Linked DNA regions of Homo sapiens: all the other regions are linked to region 2. Evidence: read pairs that join two places in POLR2A ChIA-PET (ENCODE). Cell type or tissue: HepG2. All regions are shown on one strand. Each heading gives the region's core, and the rest is flanking DNA. Links, peaks and the distances in the headings are about the cores only.

Region 1 (6,485 bases), core at 680-5,679, 390 kb after region 2:
TGTCAACCCCTGACAGGAATAATGCTGACATACATACATATATATATATATATGAAGAGAGAGAGAGAGTCACACACAGACAGACAGACACACGGAGTCTCGCTGTGTCGCCCAGGCTGGAGTGCAGTGGCGCAATCTCAGCTCACTGCAAGCCCTGCCTCCTGGGTTCACACTATTCTCCTGCCTCAGCCTCCCAAGAAGCTGGGACTGTAGGCGCCCGCCACCATGCCCGGCTAATTCTTTGTATGTTTAGTAGAGACGGGGTTTCACCGTGTTAGACAGGATGGTCTTGATCTCCTGACCTCATGATCTGCCTGCCTGGGCCTCCCAAAGTGCTGGGATTATAGGCGTGAGCCACCACACCTGGCCATAATGCTGATATTTTAGTTCAGGGTCATGCAGTCAACATTACAGATGTTGTGAAGGACTACATGTTCATTTGTCCAAATTGTCCCTTTAAAATAAGGAGATTACAAACAAATATTTGAAGCTCTTTGAGGAGGGGCTTTTCAGATTTAAAGTGATAAACCTTATTAGTCTCTCTTTAGGCAGAGAACTGAAGATACATGTATATCTCAAACTTGTGAGTGAAATTCTCTTTCAGACTTTAACATTGAAAAGTTAATTTCTAATTCTTTCTCATATATTCATGGCATTGTTAATGATGTGCCGAAGATGTCCTGTAACTTGAGAAAGGAGAAAATTATATGATATAAGTTTAGTTGAGAGTCTTAGAAAATTCTGGTTCCCTGTAACACTAGCCTACCCACATGGAGTAAGTCAAGTTATGGGAGTTCTGTTTGCCATAACCTAACTTTTGTGTATTACAATTTTCAGAACTTGTTTGCCACCAGAACAAGTTGTCTTGTCAAAAATTACAAGCACATTTCCACAGGATAGACATTTTGTGAGTGCCTGCCTGCCTACACCTAACTCAGTGGTTGGGGCCCAGGCAGCCGTGTTTGTAGTACAGACATTCCTTGACTTACAATGGGGTTATATCATAATACAACCATGGTAAGTTGAAAATCTTGTAAGTCAGAAATGCATTTAATATACCTTACCTACCAAAAATCATAGCTTAGCCTACCTTAAACATGCTCAGAACACTTACATTAGCCTACAGTTGGGCAAAATCATCTAACGCAAAGCCTATTTTATAATAAAGTGTTGTGTATCTGGTATGATTTATTGAATACTGTACAGAAAACGGTGAAAAACAGAATGATTGAATGGATATTCAAATTATCGTTTCCCAGGCTGTCATCACCAAAAAAAAAAAAAAAAAAAAAAAAATTAGCTGAGCATGGTGGTGCACGCCTGTAGTCCCAGCCACTTGGAAGGCCAACGTGGGAGGATTGCTTCAGTCCTGGAGATCGAGGCATCAGTGAGCTATGATTGCCGTCACTGCACTCAGCCTGGGTGACAGAGTGAGACCCCGTCTCTAAAAGCAAAACAAGACAGAAACATAATTCAGTGTCCACTGAATGCATATCGCTTTTGCATCATTGTAAAGTCAGGAAATCTTGTCGAACCATTGTAAGATGGGGACTGTCTCTATATGGCCACACTTACTCCGGCTATTGTTACATAATAAGGCATGAAAAAATGGGGGAAAGTGTATAATTTGGGAAGAAAGAAATAATACTGTATTCATAGGCAGGGCCATTGTATATGCAGAGAATCAAAAATAATCTACAAACTCTGAAAATTAAGTGAATTTATTAACAAGATGGTTGGACTCAAGTTTATTATATAGAATCAATTGATTTATGTAAACCAGCAATAAACCAAAAAGCCTCTAGTTTAAAAAATGACTCTTTTTGAGACAAGAATCTCACTCTGTCACGCAGATTGGAGTGCAGTGGCATGATCCCGGCTCACTGCAACCTCTACCTCCCAGGTTCAAGTGATTTTTGTGCCTGAGCCTCCTGAGTAGCTGGGATTGTAGGCATGCACCACCACACATAGCTAATTTTTGTATTTTTAGTAGAGACGGGGTTTCACCATATTAGCCAGGCTGGTCTCGAACTCCTGACCTGAGTTGATCTCCACTCACTTTGGCCTCCCAAAGTATTGGGATTACAGGTGTGAGCCACCACACCCAGCCAAACATGACATTATTTAAAAATACTAGAAAACTAAATATTTAAGAATAAATCCAACAAAAAGTATAGAAAATTTATTTACTGAATACTACAAAGTGTTCGTGTTAGTCTGGGTTCTGTTAGAAGCAGTTGTCACAACAATATTAGACATGCAAGGAATTTATTAGGGAAAATGCCTCTGAGCAAAAATGGAGAGAGTTGGTAGAGCATTCACACCAGAATGCTCATGTGACATTTGTGAAGGAGAGACGAAAGGAAGTTTGAGTGGAAGAGCCTTAGACTGCACTGTAACAGTGGTTTAGCAAGGTGGAAGGAGAATCCTTGAACCCATCAGAGTATTCCTGAGTCTCCCAGAACAGGCATTCCTTAGTATTTTTACCAGGCTCAGTTATTGATTGGGAGTATCGCATGGGAAGCTGGGCCCCAGTTCAAACATGTTGATAAATTACAGAGCCCCGTAATAGGGATTTTGTTCAAATACACTCCCTGTAGTTTGGAATCTGAGAGGCATATTTTCAAGGCCACCTGAGCTTACACTTTGCACCACACAAATCTACTTCTTCACATAGGTTTGAAGTTCAGGGAGCAGCTCCTCCATGGCTCTCAATGAGCTTCTTTTCCTGAGAAGAAACTTAGACAAGAGATGGTGGTGGGAAGAATTATAGCCCCTGTATGGTTGATCTCGGGGTTGCAACTGGTACTTATCCTCTCTCCTCCACTATGCATTTTGTTTTCTCCTCACATAATCAGCTCTGCAGGTCTCAGTGGCTTATATGTTGGTATGACTCAAGCCTTCTTTCCTGAAATGTCTGAACCCTTGGTAATCATTCTTCTCAGGCTAATGCTGGGATATATATCCGTTTACAGTTACAGTGAGGTAAAGGAATAACCAAGCGAGTCATGTGGATTCCACACATTCCTCTCTGTTCACATTACATAAAAGCAGCCCTGCGTCCACCTACTGCTCAGGATCAGTTATCCCTGCCAAAATGGCAACTCTTCTTACCTGCTGATTCTTGGGCCCTGGTGTTTAAAGTGCCCTGGTGGCAGCTGTAAACTTGTTCACTGAGACTCTTGTACTGTTGCCTGGCAAGAGTATAGGCCTTTGGAACCAGGACCTGCAAACATGCAGAGTCCATAGCTGTAGGAATGGGAAGTACAAAATCCCTTTGTGGCTCATTGGGAATAATGATAAATGGGTGACTCTTGCTTCTACTCATTTGTTTCTAGGCCCATCTGTTCTTCCTGCTGTATACACTGCTCCATATAGAGGTCTGTGGTTTGATGTATCTTCATATTAAAAGGTGTCATTCCATTATTTCACATTATTGCCTTTAAGCTGAAAGTTCAGCTATGCCTTTATAAGGTTATTACAGCGTTCTGTGAGGCCAGTTGCTTCTGGATTGTGTGGTATGTGATATGACTAGTGGTCCCAAGGTTGTGATCATACTCCTGTGTTTGCTTTGAATTGGGTCCACTGGTTGGACTCTGGTATGTGGGATTCTAGTCCTGTGGTTCAGGCATTCTGGAAGCCCCTGGATTATGATCCTGGCTGAACCTCTGAGGTAAGTAAGATAAACCCAAACCCAGAATATAGATATCTATCACTGTGAAATGAACTACTGGCCGTTCTGGGATGAGAGACACCATATATAGTCTACTTGTTATCAAATGACTGGTTGCTCTTCTTGAATAATAGGATCATATCAGGAACTCATACGGTTGGTCTCTGTTGCTGACAGGTTGGACATTCAGAAGTAGCAGTAGCTAGACAGACCTTGATAAGTGGAAGTTTATATTGTTGGACACATGTGTAGCCTCTATCTAGTGTCATTGTGGTCAGTCTAATCATCTATTAATTGTGCCAGTTCTGGGATATCCTTTTTTATCTTCATGGTTGTTCAGTGCCTCTTCCATGTTTAATGCCTTTTGGTGGGCATTAGTGTGGAATACAGAAAACTTTATACACTTTGTGCCCATTCCCATGTCTCCATCCTGTGTCTTTACCCTATCCCTCCTTGTCCCTGATCTTTTTGTCTTTTTCCTTCTAGACCCCTGACCAGACATCCATGCACTGGAATTTACATATATTTTCACCTTGGGCCACTGTCTTGTCTGTTTTGTGTTGCTATAACAGAATACTTGAGGCTGGGTCATTTATAAAGAAAGAGCTTTATTTGGCTCACAATTCTGGTGACTGGAAGATTCTAGATTGGCCACCTGCATCCAATGAGGGCCTCAGACTGCTTCTACTCATGGCAAAAAGTGAAAGGGGAGCAAGTGTGTGCAAGATCACATGGCAGGCTGGGCGCAGTGGCTCACGCCTGTAATCTCAGCACTTTGGGAAGCCAAGGCAGAATTGCTTGAGCCCAGGAGTTCGAGACCAGCCTGGGCAGCAAAGCAAGACCTTGTCTCTACAGAAAATAAAATAAATAAATAAATAAAACTAAATGGGCATGGTGTTGTGTGCATGTGCCTGTAGTCCCAGCTACTCAGGAATCTGAGGTGGGACGATTGCTTGAGCCCAGGAGGTTGGGGCTGCAGTGAGCCATGCTGATGCTGCGAAAAAAAAAAGAGATCACGTGGTAAGGGAGGAAGCAAGAGAGAGAAACCAAGGAAGCCAGACTTTTTTTAACAACCCTCTCTCGGGGGAACCAATTGGTTTCTGTGAGAGTGAGAACTCACTTACCCCCTCAGACAAGCATTGATCTATTTACAAGGGATCCACCCGCATGACCCAAACAGCTCTTGCTAGGTCCTACCTGCTAACACTGCTACATTGGGGATCAAATTTTAGCATGAGTTTTGGCAGGGACAAACCATATCCAAACCATAGCAGCTGCTATCCTTTGGCATGACCCATATCTACTGCTCACAACTCTACCCATTGAGGAGATTTTTCCTTTTCTCTTTCTTTTAAGGCTGTTCCTGAATGTGACTTCAACATAGCCTGTCAAAAAAAGAGTTAATAGAACAGATCTGAGACTGCTGTCCTTAGGAAGACCTATTTGTAAAGTAGTCTTTTTTGGCGGCTGGCATCTGGGAACTTGGATTTCAGGAATGTTCCCAGCATTTCATAACTGATAAGATTTAAAATATAGACATTCTTATCCAGGGTTAACAGACTTTTTCTATAAAGGGCCAAATAGTGAATGTTTTAGGTTTTGTGGCCCAGATGATTTTTCTTACAACTACTTAACTCTGCTTTTATAGCATGAAAAGAGCCATAGCCAATAGGTAAATGAATGGGCATGGCTATGTTTAGCAGTATCTCTTCTACCTACATGATGCCAGTAGCACCACTCCCTCAAAATTGTGACAGCCTAAAATAACTCCAGACGTTGCTAAATATCACCAAGATGGGAAGAATCAGTCTTAGTTCAGGACTACTACAATGATTTTTTCAGGTGGATCTTTACTTCACTTTAGATATTTCCGGATGTCCTATCTTATGAAAAACGTTTTATATATTTGTCTTTTTTGTTGTTGTTTTTAGTTGTTTTAGGTGAAGAGTAAGTCTAGTTTCTTTTATTTTATCTTGACCTAAAGCCAAAGTCACTTCGACATTGCAGGAGGTGTCCTGACGTGCCCCCAACCACTGTATCCCGAAAAACTTCACTGAAATGGCATATCTTTTGAGTCTTCATAGTGTTTATCTCCCATTTTCTGGAGCCGCATGTGTGTTACCAAGGACTCTAAGGGTACCAGTCACCTCTAGCCTATTCTTTTATTCATTCTGTCCAATCAGCATGATGTAATATATGTAAATAGATCAGGAGGTTTAGATGTCTGTCCCCCACCCAACCCCCACTGACTGTGTTATGACAGAGAGCGGAAGAGTTAAGAGTCCTAAGATAAAACTGTAAGTTAATATTGCCTTGCATGGATGCAGATTTTTTTCTGATCTTCTAATTGGAATGGAAAGTAAAGTAATGGAAAGTAACACCACATCAGTATTTGAGGCTTAATCAGCTTCAGCAGCAATATTATGGCTGAGACTGCAGGCTGTGATTAGGGCTAGAATTTGGTTCATTCTGTGGTAGTCTGCACAGTCATTTTTTAGGATCTGTCTGCTTTCTCCATAAATTAAATAGAATACAATAGAAACTATTACCTCTGCGTACTTCTGAGTCTTTACTGGTGGCACTAGTCTTTATTCTGTGCCCCTCTGGAAGAAATAGTCTTTTATTTACTGTCTTGTTCTGGGGAATGGGGCAGAGGTTTCCACTTGGCTTTTTCCATTGTGACGGCTTTTACCACACAGGTCATGGACCCATTATTTAGGGTATTCTAACTGCCAAGTATATAAATTCTAATTATAAACTGAGGGAGTGGGGAATGACCATTATTAGGTGGATCTGCAGACTCAGTGGACCC
Region 2 (6,485 bases), core at 438-5,437:
TTGGTTCAAAATCAACTCCAAAGTGGTTTTGTCCTAGATGTCCTCTCAGGCTCAACGGCCACATGTGTGCTTGAGATCTTGCTGTGCTATTTCTCCTGGTAGTGGGAGTCTGAGTGGCATCCATGCTCCACAGGGCACAAGGTCTGTGCTGTGGTTAATAGGCAGCTCCTGGTGACCATGGGGTGTCAGAGAAGCAGTGTTCTGGCTGCTGAAAGTCAGCCAAAAAAAAAAAAAAAGGATAGAAGCCTGACCTTGGCATGGAGCCTTGGTTGAAGAAGGAGCCCCAGCCCTGGAAGCTAGTGATCCCGCACATGGGGCTCTGGGCTGCCCTTATCCCCACCTCCCACTCGAGGGCACTTGTGGCAGCAGGAGTGTGGGCACCAGGCAGAGGACACACGTGCCCTCCATTATTGAAAGTCCTCTCTGTGCACTGCAGGGTCTTCTTGTGTACCAGCACTTTTTTCTTCCCATTTCTTTCTCCATGTTTACCATCAACACTGTGAGAATAACTGAAGTTTCCTTATCCAAAAAAAGGGTGCTACTCCAGATTCCGCCACTACTGTTTTCGAAAAGCACAAAACCAACAGAGCCTCAGAGGGGGCTGACCCTCTTTCTGGATCCCACCTCCATCCCCCCGAACTTACGTAGTGCTTTCCTCAGCAGCCACCGAGGCCTCCAGTTCCGTCTCCAAAGATGATGGGTTCCTTCCAGTGGGTGCAAAGTGAGAGCCCCAGTGATTGGTGTTCATAGTGGGTCAGTGTGAACAACGCCCAATGGCCTGCCTGGGCCAGCTGGGGCCTCGTTTTGCTTTGGTCTGAAAGACATTTTTGTTTTCTGGTGAGAACAGCCCCAGCCTGGCCAGGAGCCGGCCAGCGGCAGGAATACAAACCCTTTCATGTGACAGACCCAAGTGGAGTGATGCCCTCCTGCCAGCAGCAGGCCCTCCCCTGCCGCTCCTGGGAGGCGGCCATTTGCATATTTCCCATTCATCCTGGCCTTGAAAAGGAGGCCTGAGTTCCCAGTGCTCCTGCCCGCTGAGGGCTGGGCCGCTCCAGTCTAATGTTAACTCTGTGGACACTGTAGGCTCTCACAGGCCAACAGCAGAACTTGACCGCTTGCTGCCGGAGGGAGAGCAGCTTAAGGCTGCAGCTGCTGTGCCGCCTGACCTCCAGAGGGGGGATTCAGGAGGTGGCAGATTCCCGTTGACCAGCACAGCCTTTTGCTAAACTGGAGGAAATTCAGATTTGTTTCTTCTTGAGGCATTCAGAAGAGGAATTTTGTCAGACTATGGGGATGCCAGAATATTCAGCTATTTACCAAATTTGCCAGAAAATGTGCCCTTAACCAAGGGCAAAACTCTTTTTGTCTTGCTCACTTTCTAGTCTACAAAAAAATTCAGTGACTCTGGAATGGTAGGTGAAGGAGCCATGCCGGATCCTGGCTGCAGCAGCAATCCCTTTGCCAAGGATGTAGGAGCACAGCTTGCCTGGGGCACTTTTGCATCCCCAGGGCTGAGTGCCATTAGCTTGTGGGCTGTGACTCTGAAGGCATGAGGCAGATATACAGTACCCATCACCATCTTTTTCCTTTCTCCCATAGCTAAGTGCCATCCTGCCAGCCTCAGCTTCCTGCCCCAGTCCTCAGTGCAGACAGGCCTCTGCCTCCTTCCCGCCACTGTGTGAGGGCTCCTGCCAGGGGCCCCAACATCTTACAGGCTCTTCCTGTGACTTACCAACCCACTTCTGTCCCTCTTCGATAGCCCTGTTCTCTACCCTTTCCCACCCAGCTCGGATCCTCTCCTTGTTCTCCCTCCCTGGCTAAGGATGTCTCAGGTTCTGTCTTTTGTGCATTTCTCCCCTAGCACGTGTCCCCAGGAGACCAGCAGGGCTCCTAAGTGAACAAGCAGGCAAGCAAATCCCTCTGTTGCTCCCCCCACCTCAGTGACCCCCAACCATATATTGGCAGGACCCTCCCTACTTCAAGGAGCTTCCCTCTAGCTGGAGGAGGTCGCATCCCATCCTGCTTGTACCCCAGCCACCTGCAGTTGAGCTCTGAGTGCATGGCCTCGCCATGAGCAGCCCATATGCCCTTTACTGGTTCAAGCTTAGTTTGCAGTGTGTCCTAAGTTTGAGCCAGTGGCAGAAATGAATCATTGCTCCTGAGGCCGGGACACCAGCAGTCCTAACGTGGACATGGCCGGAAAGGCAAAGGATCGTGTTACAGCCACAGGATTTGGCTTCCTGCACAGGAGGGCCTGGCCAGGGAGTGTCCCTGTGCCTGTGAGGTGATGGTGACCCTGGTCAGTATTCCTAGGGTCCTGCCTGCTGTCCCAGGGCTTGGCGTGGAAGGATCTGAACTCGTCCACACCATCAGTCCTGGTTATCATACCCTGTAAATATTTCCAAAGGGACTACTGCTGTTTTTTTAGCCCCTGCTGTCCCTCTTTGCTCTGAGAACTTTGTCCTGCCTAATTCATGGTGAGGGCAACGTTTATCTCAGAGCGTGTGAAAGACACTGTGTATCTGTTTGCTCCTCTGTTCTCAAGGCTATTCATATTTTAAAGTTCCTGAAAGCATTGTTTGTGCCTGGCTTCCTGGTGCTAGCATCAGGAATGTGGACCCACATTCCCTGAGCAGGGCTTAGGGTGAGTGAGATTTTTGAGAGGTACTGTCATGAGGATGGGGAGGCCAGCGGGCAGTGGAGGCTGCTAAAGGGAGGCATGCTCACAGTGAGCTTGGGCTAGTTGCAACAGGTGGCTCTGTAAAGTACTCAGTCACAGCCAGCCTTAGCTGGGCCTTTCTACATTCAAGGGGCTTAATTGAACCATCAGAGCTATGATCAGGCTCCTTGGGGAAGCTTGGCAGGTGAGCCACCATGTAACCTGGCAACCCCGTATCGTATCCTGGGCCTCTATCTCATGGGGGATGTACAGTGGGTCCCACCTGGCAATTCCCAAGTCAGGGAGGCTCTTTGCTCCATTTCTGCCCTGGTCTTATGTGGTTCTGTGAATCTAATTAAAACCCAAGAGGAAAATGGAGAGCAAACCCTTCTCTCACAGCAGAGAGAAGCTTGAATCCCTGTGTGGAGAGGGCAGGTGTTGGGCAAGTGTGCGCTGCTGTGTTTGCACCTCTGCAGGTCAGGGTTGTACATGTGTGATGGTGAAGGCTGTGCATTTCTCAACCTGGCAACTGGGCTGCACACTGCTTGGGGTGAAACTACTCCCTCAGCTCTATGCCTCTGGCACTCTGTGGGATTTCCCACAGACCACTGGATTTCCTGCCCCAGAGGCTGCCTTGAGAAGCATTAAAGGAAGCTTTCATATTAAAAGCATCTCTGAAGATATTTGGAGAAAAGTAAGGGTCCTGCCTAGAAGAAAGGTGAAGTGACTTTGTGGGCTGATCGGGGGTGCTCAGATATTCGTTCATTTTAATCGGGGTGGGTTGGGGGAAGCTAGGGCCAAGTTCCAGATGAGGGTCGCTGAGGCAGGACGCTCTTCTCATGGCTCACCCAGATGGTAGGGTGAGTAGTGGAAGCTGTTATCTGCTCCAGGGAAGGTGTTGCAAGCCTGTGGGCTCTAGACTTGCCAGGCAATTGGGCAAACAGCTTTCAAGAGGGAGCTCAGAGCACTGGGTCCTGTCCTGGGACATTCTTGCAGCAAGGGAGCAGGGTTAAATTTGGGTGGACAGTGGCCCAGTGCAGGCAGACTCGTAATTGCCCAGAAGCACCTGATGTGGGTAGGGCCTGGGGGTGGTAGTAAGCTGGCTCCTGTGGCCTAGACTTGTCTTTTACTTATTAGCAGGTGCCACCATGAGTCTAGCTGTCTACCTTATGATCAGAATGAGTGTCCAATTCAAAATACGCAGTGATCATACTTGTGTGCTCAGCCACATGTTAGCCATGGAAATAGTAGTGAAAATGCTATGGAAGTAGCCACCCACACCCCTAAGCCTCACAGATCTTGCAGTAGTGAGACCCCCGAGAGCCCCTGGGACCTCAGTCTCTCAGTCTGGCAGAGGTGCTGCAGGACTTCAGAGCTCAGCTTCGGTCCTAATAGGCAAGGGTGTGGGTTCTGGCTCCAGGGTGACCATTCCCATGCAAACTAGGCAACAGTATCTCTTAGTGCAGGCATGAGAGCAGGGCTGGTGTGCTGCCCTGGGGTCTTGTGGTGGAGATCAGCCACTATCTTCCACCTGCTGGCTCTGATCCTTGGTCCAGAGTGTCCTCACTCCCCAGAGCATCCCTAAGCAGATGTTTTATCTGGAACTGTGCCATTTCTTTCCTCTTCCCAAGTAGATTGGCTGTGACCTTGTGGGGGTGGGGAGCAGAGGCAGCCCCTGGGAGAGGCTGGAGGCAGAATCTCCCGGGTAGATGGTACAGTCGCCCTCAGTGCCAGAGAGCTAGCATCCCCATCCCCTACTCCCCACTACTTCCTGTCACCCCCCACCCCCTACACACATAAACTCATGCTCACTGCAGTCCCAAGCCCACAGCAAAGGCCTGGCCCTAATCATTGTCTCAAATGGATGTGTAAGGAGACTTTGTTCTTAAGAAACCCACTTGGCAAACTCCCTTTCAGAACTGCAAACAGGGTGGGGTGAGGGGAAAAGCAGGGGGGTGTAAGCTGAGGCTCTGGCACGCTGGCAGGGTGAGGGTTAAGGCTGGGTTGCTTGGCTCTGAGCTGATCTGAGCCAGCACCGCCCTGCATGCAGATGGAGGTGGGGCTGGCGGGGGCCTTGAGGGGCCAGCAACTCCTTACAGAACTGCTGTGTGCCCTGTTCCCTGCCAGACCTGCTCCCACAGCCACCAGGGAGCCTGTGCTACCACTGCTAACGGCTCTACCACCACCCGGCTTCTCAGAGCAGGCGGCTGTTGCCATCGACTGTCCCCAGGAGGGCAGACTCGGGGCAGGGCCTTCGCCACTTTTGTGCTTTGATCAAGATGTGGTAACTTCTTTCCCTGGGCCCCACAGGCCCTATAAAGGGAGGCTGGTTCTAGTGGGACGAGCTCAGCCGCCTCCTCAGTGCCAGGAGCCTGCTGGAAAGGTAGGGTGTGAATGCATCTACTTGTGCAAGTTGTCTTTGAGCCCCTTTGGCTTGCAAAGAGATGGAGTAACTGCTTCAGCTACTTGCTATCTACTAAGTGTTTCCCTTACTACATGCCTGGCACTGCACTCTCTGTCCATGAGCTTGTTTGAGATGAGGCCCAGAGGGGCAAAGTGACCTGCCCAAGGCCACACAGCTATCAAGAGACTGAGTCATGATTTGGACCCAGGTCAGTTCAGCACCGGAATACCCAGAATACCCACTTTGGGTCCTCTCCCAAGCTCGTTTGCTAGGGTCCCTGGGCCCTGGGAGAGGTTGTAGTTTTCTTTTCAGAGCTCTTCACTTGGAGTTGAGGAGATTCTTTGATGATTTGGTGGCTGGGCTTGAGCTTCCCCACCCGTTTTGAAGACCTCAGAAGTTTGCAGAGGCCCAGAACTCCATCATATGAACCCCTATTAGAGAGGCTGATACAGAGGAAGCTGGAGTGATTCAAAGGGGAGGGAAGAATCCGAGGATCATGGAGAGCCTCAGTGTGAGCATTAGTTTGGACTCTGGTCCTAAGGCAATAGGAAGCCAGATAAGGTTTCTGAGCAGTGGCATGACATGATCCTATCTACATATCAGGAAATAACTTTGGTAACAGGGCAAGCACCTGTTAGAGCAAGGAGACCTATGGAGAGGGTGGTATGGGAGTCTGGGCTGTGGTTGGTGGTGGCTGTCAGGCCTGGGGCCGTTGGGGTAGAGAGGAGTGGTCGGGTATCCAGCTAGACAATGAAGCCTAGAGTATTGAGGTTAGGAGGCTGGACCAGCAGAGAGTTCTTGGAGCCATGTCAGGGTCCCCAGGGCCAGTTCCACAGTGACTGTGCTCTGGGGCTTTGCTTCTGCCACCCCACCACATTGGAGCCAACATATTTCCCACCAGGGCCCCTTTCTTCCTGTTCTCTCCCATGCTGGATTGCCCTAAATCAGCAGAGGCCATGCTGAGGTGGGAGGAAGTTCCAGTTTCCTTAGCCTTAGCTACCACTTGGTATTCTGAACTGGTCTGTGCTGGAGAAAAAGATGTCGGATATTCCAGGAAGAGAGGAGGAGGTGGCTAGTTCATGTTAGGTGGCTTGTTCATGCCTGAGTCCTCCTGCCAGGTGAATATTTACAAACACAGTCACTCACCTGGCAACACCAGCACCACTGATTCCCTTGAGTGCTGTCCACACTCCTCTTGCCCCCGACACACACACAATGCACATCTCTGCTGCAGCCAAGAGAGTCTCTTGGGGTATGGAAGGAGGCAGTATGGCTGGGACCCTAGAGACCACCAAGCCCTACCCCAGGTCAAAAGAGAGGTGTGGAGGTCAGAGGAGGCCAAGGCCCTGTGAAATAATGAGATGAGACCAGACTCCAAGGCCTAGGCTCTGCCCTCCCCATGTCAAAGGCTTGGTGGCTTGG
Region 3 (6,485 bases), core at 915-5,914, 310 kb after region 2:
CCTAGCTATAACTTCCAGTATGATATTGAATGAGAGTTGTGAGAGGACACATCTTGACCTTGCTCCCAGTCATAGGAAAAAAAACATCCAGTCTCTCACCATAAGTATGATGTTAGCTGTAGGTTTCTTGTAGATATTCTTTCAAGTTGAGGTAGTTCCCCTTTATTCTTTGTTTGCCAGGAGTAGATAATTATTGATTCAATTTTTTAAGTAGACATAGGCTATTCAAGTTAATCTATTTCTCCTTATGTGAGTTTTGGCAGTGTGTGTTTTTCAAAAAATTGATGCATTTCATCTAAATTTGTGGGCATAGACTTGTTCATATAATTCCTTAATTATCCTTTTAACGTTCATAGTATCTATAGTGATACCCCTCTTTTGTTTCTGTTATTTATAATTTGTGTCTTTTTGTGTTTTTCTTGGTTTCCTGATAAAGGCTTAACAATTTTACTGATCTTTTCAGAGAACCAGCGTTTGGTTTTGTTGATATTCTCTATTTTCTGTTCAATTACAATAATTTCTGCTCTAGATTTTACTATTCCTTATCTCTTGAATGCTTTAGTTTTATGTTGCTGTTTGTCTAGTTTCCTAAGATTAAAGCTTAGATCGTTGATTTTAGATCTTCTTTTCTAATATATGTATTCAATACTATTAATTTCCCTTTAAGCACTCCTTTTGCTGCATTCACAAGTATTGATAAGTTGAATTCACATTTAGTTCAAAATATTTTAAAATTTCTTTCAAGATGTCTTCTTTGACCTATGTGTTATTTAGATGCATGTTTTCAATCTCCAAGTATTTGGGGATTTTCCAGTTATCTTTTTCTTACTGATTTCTAGTTTGTGATTTGAGAACATACATTGTATGATTTGTATTATTTTAAATTTGCTAAGGTGTGTCTTATGGCCTAGAATGTGGTCCATTTTGGCAAATGTTCCCTGTCAGCATGGGAAGATTGTGTATTCTCCTGTTTTTGGATGAGGTATTGTATAAATGTTAATTAGATTCAGTTGACTGATGGTACTGTTCAGCTCTATTATATCCTTACTAATTTTCCGCCTGATGGATACGTCATTTACTGATAGAGGAGTGTTGAAGTTTCTAAGGAAAATAGTGGATTTATTTCTTCTTGCAGCTCTGTTTTTGCCTCACATACTTTGATGCTTTTTTGTTAACTGCAAATTCATTAAGGATAATTATGTCTTCTTGGAAAATTAGCTCCTTATCATTATGAAGTGCCCCTCTTTATCTCTGATAATTTTCACTGTTCTGACCTCTGCTTTGTCTGAAGTTAACACGGCTATTAGTCCATTTTCGTACTGCTATAAAGAACTGCCCAAGACTGGGTAATTTATAATGGGAAGAGGTTTAATTGATTCACAGTTCAGCATGGCTGTGGAGGCCTCAGGAAACTCGTAATTATGGCGGAGTGTGAAGAGGAAGCAAGGCACCTTCTTCACAAGGCAGCAGGAAGGAAAAGTGCCGAGCGAAGGGGAAAGAAGAGCTCCTTATAAAACCATCAGATCTGATGAGAACTCAGTCACTATCACAAGAACAGCATGGGGGAAACCGCCTCCGTGATTCAAATACCTCCACATGGTCTTGATCCCTTGACATGTGGGGATTATGGGGATTATGGGCTTACAATTCAAGATGAGATTTGGGTAGGGACACAAAGCCTAACCTTATCGGTTATTCCAGCTTTCTTTTGGTTAGTGTTAATGTAGTATATCTTTTTCTATACCTTAACTTTTATTTTATTTTATCTTATTTTATTTTATTTTATTTTTGAGATGGAGTATTGCTCTGTCACCCAGGCTGGAGTGCAGTGGCGTGATCTTGGCTCACTGCAAGCTCCGCCTCCCGGGTTCACACCATTCTCCTGCCTCAGCCTCCTGAGTAGCTGGGACTCCAGGCACCCGCCACCATGCCCGGCTAATTTTTTTTTGTATTTTTAGTAGAGATGGGGTTTCACCGTGTTAGCCAGGATGGCCTCGATCTCCTGACCTCGCGATCCACCCTCCTCGGCCTCCCAAAGTGCTAGGATTACAGGCGTGAGCCACTGCACCCGGCTTCTATACCTTAACTTTTAATCTATCTCTGACTTTATATTTAAAATGGGTTTCTTGTAGACAACATAAAGTTGGTTCTCTGCCTTTTAACTGGTGTATTAAGACCACTCACATTTGAAGTGATAATTGATATAGTTGGATTAATATCTATCATATTTGTAATAGTTTTCTATTTATTTCACTTTATGTTTTTATCCTCCTCTTTTTATGTCTTCTCTGGTTTTAAGCAGTTAAACGCTTCCATTTTTCTCTCCTCTTTTAGCATGTCATTTATATTTCTTAAAAACTTCACTTTTTAGTGTTTGTCCTATAGTTGGCAATACACATTTACAACTTTCAAATAACCATGTACTGCTTCACAGGGAGTGCACATACTTCATAACAAAATATTCCAATTTCTCCCTCACATCACATCCCTTATAACATTGCTGTCATTCAATTTAATTTTCCATTAGCTATGATCATTCAATATATTGTCATTTTTATTACCCTAAACAATTATTTTTCTATTAGGTCAATTTAGAATAAGGAAAATGAAAGACTTTATTTTACATTTATTACTTTTTGGATACTCTTTTTATGTAGATTTGCATTTCTAACCTGTTTTCTCTGAAAAATATCTTTCAACATATATTAAATGTCATTTTTTTCTGCCATCAAATCTGTCAGTTTTGGTCTGAGGAAGTCTTTCTCTTTTCCTTTTGAATTATTTTGCTGGATACAGAATTCTAGGTTATTGTTTTTCTTTCAATGTTTTAACCATTTTTCTCCAGTCTCTTTTTTTTTTTGCATAGTTTCTAACAAGAACTCTAATGCAGTTCTTACTCTTCTATAGGTAAGGTTGTTTTTGTCCTTCTTACTTCCATTAAGATTTTGTCTTTGGTTTTCTGCAGTTTCAGTATGATATATATAGGAGTAGATTTGTTGGTATTTATCCTGCTTGGTGTTCTGTGAGCCTCCTGCGTCTATGGTTTGTTGTCTGTTACTAATTTTTTTTTAATTCGAAGCTATTATTCATATATTTTACTTCTCCATTTTGTATTTATTACATGTATACTTTTGTAATTGTACCACAGCTCCTGGATATTATTTTTTATCCTTTATTCTCTTGGCTTTTCAGTTTCGGAATTTTTATTGACATACCTTCAAGTTCATTGATTCTTTCCTTGGTCATGTCCAGTCTGCTGATGTGCCCATCAAAAGCATTCTTCATTCCTGCTCCTTTTTTTTTTTTTTTTAATTGCTAGCATTTCCTTTTGATTTTTTAAATGACTTTCCATCTCGCTGTTGCATTATTTGGTCTTGCATGTTGTCTATTTTAAACATCAGAGCAACAATAATCATATATATTATATAAAATAAACATATTTATCATAATTTTCAATTCCCATTCTGATAATTCTAAAATCTTTGCCAAATTTGAGTTTGATTCTGATGCTTTCTTTGTTCAGACTAGTTTTTGTTGCTTTCTAATTTTTCATTGATAGCTATATATGATGTATTAGGATATAGGAACTGAGTTTAATAAGATTTTAGTATGAAGTTTTATATTAACCTAGCTAGGAGCCTTAGATGTGTTTAATGTTTGCTGTAATGTTAGTTGTAGGTGCCAGAAGCCTCACTTTCCCATAGTTTCCTTTTTTTTTTTTTTATTTTAAACTCCTCTTTCTTTGGTTTTCCCCAAGAACTACTTCTTTGAATAGATTCTGTGTCCTGCAGCTCTTTTAGTTGTAATCTGCATTTGTTACACTGGAGCTATGTTGATATGGAAGTAAGGTGTTGGAGAGAGGAAGGGGAAATGTTCTGTAATCTTAAAATTAAATCTGATTTTTTTTTTTTAGTCTGAATTTCTGGGATGTGACCTTTGGAAGTATTTCTTAGCCATCCCCTCTCCCTGCCACCTATTTTTCTTTCCAGAGGCCAGCGAGGAAGGCTGCTTCTCTCTCAAGTCAGATAAGGCTCTGGTAAAATAGTTTTATTTGGAGGGCAGACCTTTGTTTTGGAGAATGTTCTAGGAATATTTCAAAACTGTTACTTTGTCACTACCTCTGTCCGAACCATAGCCAGATGTTTCTCTGATTTTCACCATGAAAATATGGTAGTATCCCATGAAAGTGGGGAGGTCTCCCTAAGACTAGGTCCCTAGGAGTTTTTGTCACTGAGAGGAATTCACACTCATTCTTCAGCAGTTAGTCAATTACTATTTAAGTGTTCCTGCTGGTTATTGGCTCCAAAGGCTTCTGCTTCAGGTAACTTGATCTCAGTTGTCATTCTCTGTATTTACCCATTTTTTCAGTTTTCAGAGTGATGGTTTTCCCTCTGTCCGCAGTTTGGTGATGTAACTAAGAAAAGTCATTGATTTTTCAGTTCCTTCAGTTTTTCCCTTGTTCTGAGAACAAGAATAATGACTTCCAAGCTCTTTGCAGGTCAAAGCTGAAATTGGAAGTTCACATATTTTTAAATCAATATTTTAATGTAAGAATACATTGAACTGAAGTAAGATTTAAAACTTTGTTGAGTTAAAAACTGAAATTGGGCCAGGTATAGTAGCTCATGCCTGTAATCCCAGCACTTTGTGAGGCCAAGGTAGGTGGATCATTTGAGTCCAGGAGTTCAAGACCAGCCTGGGCAACATGGTGAAACTCTGTCTCTACAAACAATACAAAAATTAGCCAGGATTGGTGGTGCATGCCTGTAATCCTAGCTACTGGGGAGGCTGAGGCAGGAGGATCAGTTGAACCTGGGATTCAGAGGTTACAGTGAGCCGAGATTGTGCCATTGCACTCTAGCTTGCATGACAGAGCAAGACCCTGTCTCAAAGGAAAAAAAAAAAAAAGCCAAACAAACCACAACCTAAATTGATCTAGACTTTTCTTTGGAATTTAAATTACATCATAAACCTATGCTTTTTTTTTTTTTTTGAGAAAGGAAAAAAAAACCATTCAGATACTGCTGTCACTAGAGAAGTATAATGAAAACTGTTTCCCAAACTCTTAGAGTTTGTTTAGTAGGTATGGGGCTAGCATCTACATTTCACAAACTCTTTTGGTAATAACTAGCTTAAACTTTATTCAGGGGCCAAGCTTGGTGGCGCATGCCTGTAATCGCAGCACTTTGGGAGGCCACGGTGAGAGGATTGCTTAGAGTTTTGAGACCAGCCTGGGCAAAAAAAGCAAGACCCTGTGTCTGTTGATAGCACAACAGGGTGACTATAGTCAATAATAATTTAGTTGTACATTTTAAAGTAACTGAAAGAGTATGATTGGATTGTTGGTAACAAAGGATATATTCTTAAGATGGTGGATACCCCATTTATCCTGATATGATTATTACACATTGTACCCCATAATTTATATTACACTTACAGTGTACCCACAAAATTTAAAATCAATAAAAGACCTCATCTCTAAAGTAAAAATTTTCGAAGTAGCCAGGCTCAAGTGGCGTGCACCTGTAGTCCCAGCTACTTAGGAGGCTGAAGCTTGGCAGGATTGGTTGAGCCTAGGTAGTCAAGGTTGCAGTGAGTTATGATTGTGCCACTGCACTTCAGCCTGGGTGACAAAGTGAGACCACATCTCTTTAAAAAAAGGACAAAACTCTTTTCAAGGAGAAAAATTACCAAATTGTGTCTTTCTTCTGCACTACTATAATGGAACTATAAGCCTTGTCTTACACAATTACTGTTCAACTCTTAGCAGGGATGTCAGAGTCAGCATTTGAGAGCAGTTTTGTATTGAAATAAAGAGCAATTTCTGATTCTTCAGAGTGATTATATATGCAAACGAAGGTGTCTGTGTGTTTTATTGAAATCAGGACATTTTGAACCTAATATCCTGATAAGCTAAAATACTATCAATTGGGTAAAATTGGTTATTTATTATCCCTAATGGTTTATGACAGCTTTACTCTGTATACATTCCCTTGTAGCCCAGTGCATGTGCCACCAGTGCCTGTGCTCTTTACATAGCTGAAAGATTGAACTTAACCACAATTCAAACACACACATACACACAACTAGAGTGGTTTCTCTACCTATAAAATAGGCCTCTTATGAATATAAGTAGTATTTGAGAACTATGAAAAGTTATAGCCTTGTATTTGTCTAAATTTAATCTACAGTTGGAATTTTTTTTTTTTAACTGGAGTGAGGCAGGATTGCTTGAAAGCTTACTCAAAGATTCTTAAGGAGCGAGGTGCAGTGGCTCACGCCTGTAATCCCAGCACTTTGATAGGCTGAGGAGGGTGGAACATCTGAGGTCAGGAGTTTGAGATCATCTTGGCCAGCATGGTGAAACCCGTCTCTACTAAAAATACAAAAATTAGCTGGATAGTGGCGGCTGCCTGTAGCCCCAGCTACTGAGGAGCCTGAGGCAGGAGAATTGCTTGAACCAGGGAGCCTCGGAGGCGGAGGTT

What was found. Peaks named below come from ENCODE experiments on the same cell type or tissue, not always from the same donor. Only the 100,000 strongest peaks of a DNase experiment are listed, where the experiment ranks them.
Region 1: POLR2A ChIA-PET joins it to region 2 with 6 read pairs; 3 of 35 experiments call an interaction of 5 or more read pairs at or near these places.
Region 3: POLR2A ChIA-PET joins it to region 2 with 5 read pairs; 3 of 35 experiments call an interaction of 5 or more read pairs at or near these places.

What each region holds. Positions count from the first base shown.
Region 1 is chr5:131,607,013-131,613,497 of GRCh38, reverse strand. The region is part of intron 1 of RAPGEF6 (Rap guanine nucleotide exchange factor 6); the gene reads left to right. Among named protein-coding and RNA genes, the nearest start is that of RAPGEF6, 25 kb to the left of the region's middle. In HepG2, for the core only: no CTCF peak of the experiment used is centred there; DNase peaks (open chromatin) are centred at 2,567, 2,997 and 3,577; H3K4me3 peaks cover 1,266 bases.
Region 2 is chr5:131,997,971-132,004,455 of GRCh38, reverse strand. The region is part of intron 1 of ACSL6 (acyl-CoA synthetase long chain family member 6); the gene reads left to right. ACSL6-AS1 (ACSL6 antisense RNA 1) reads right to left here and starts at 883. Exons shown (of 2, transcript NR_183256.1): 1 at 645-883. RefSeq lists an enhancer at 2,107-2,702. In HepG2, for the core only: a CTCF peak has its summit at 1,157; DNase peaks (open chromatin) are centred at 1,005 and 2,515.
Region 3 is chr5:131,685,528-131,692,012 of GRCh38, reverse strand. All of the region lies in intron 11 of FNIP1 (folliculin interacting protein 1), which reads left to right. Among named protein-coding and RNA genes, the nearest start is that of RAPGEF6, 54 kb to the right of the region's middle. In HepG2, for the core only: no CTCF peak of the experiment used is centred there; no DNase peak of the experiment used is centred there.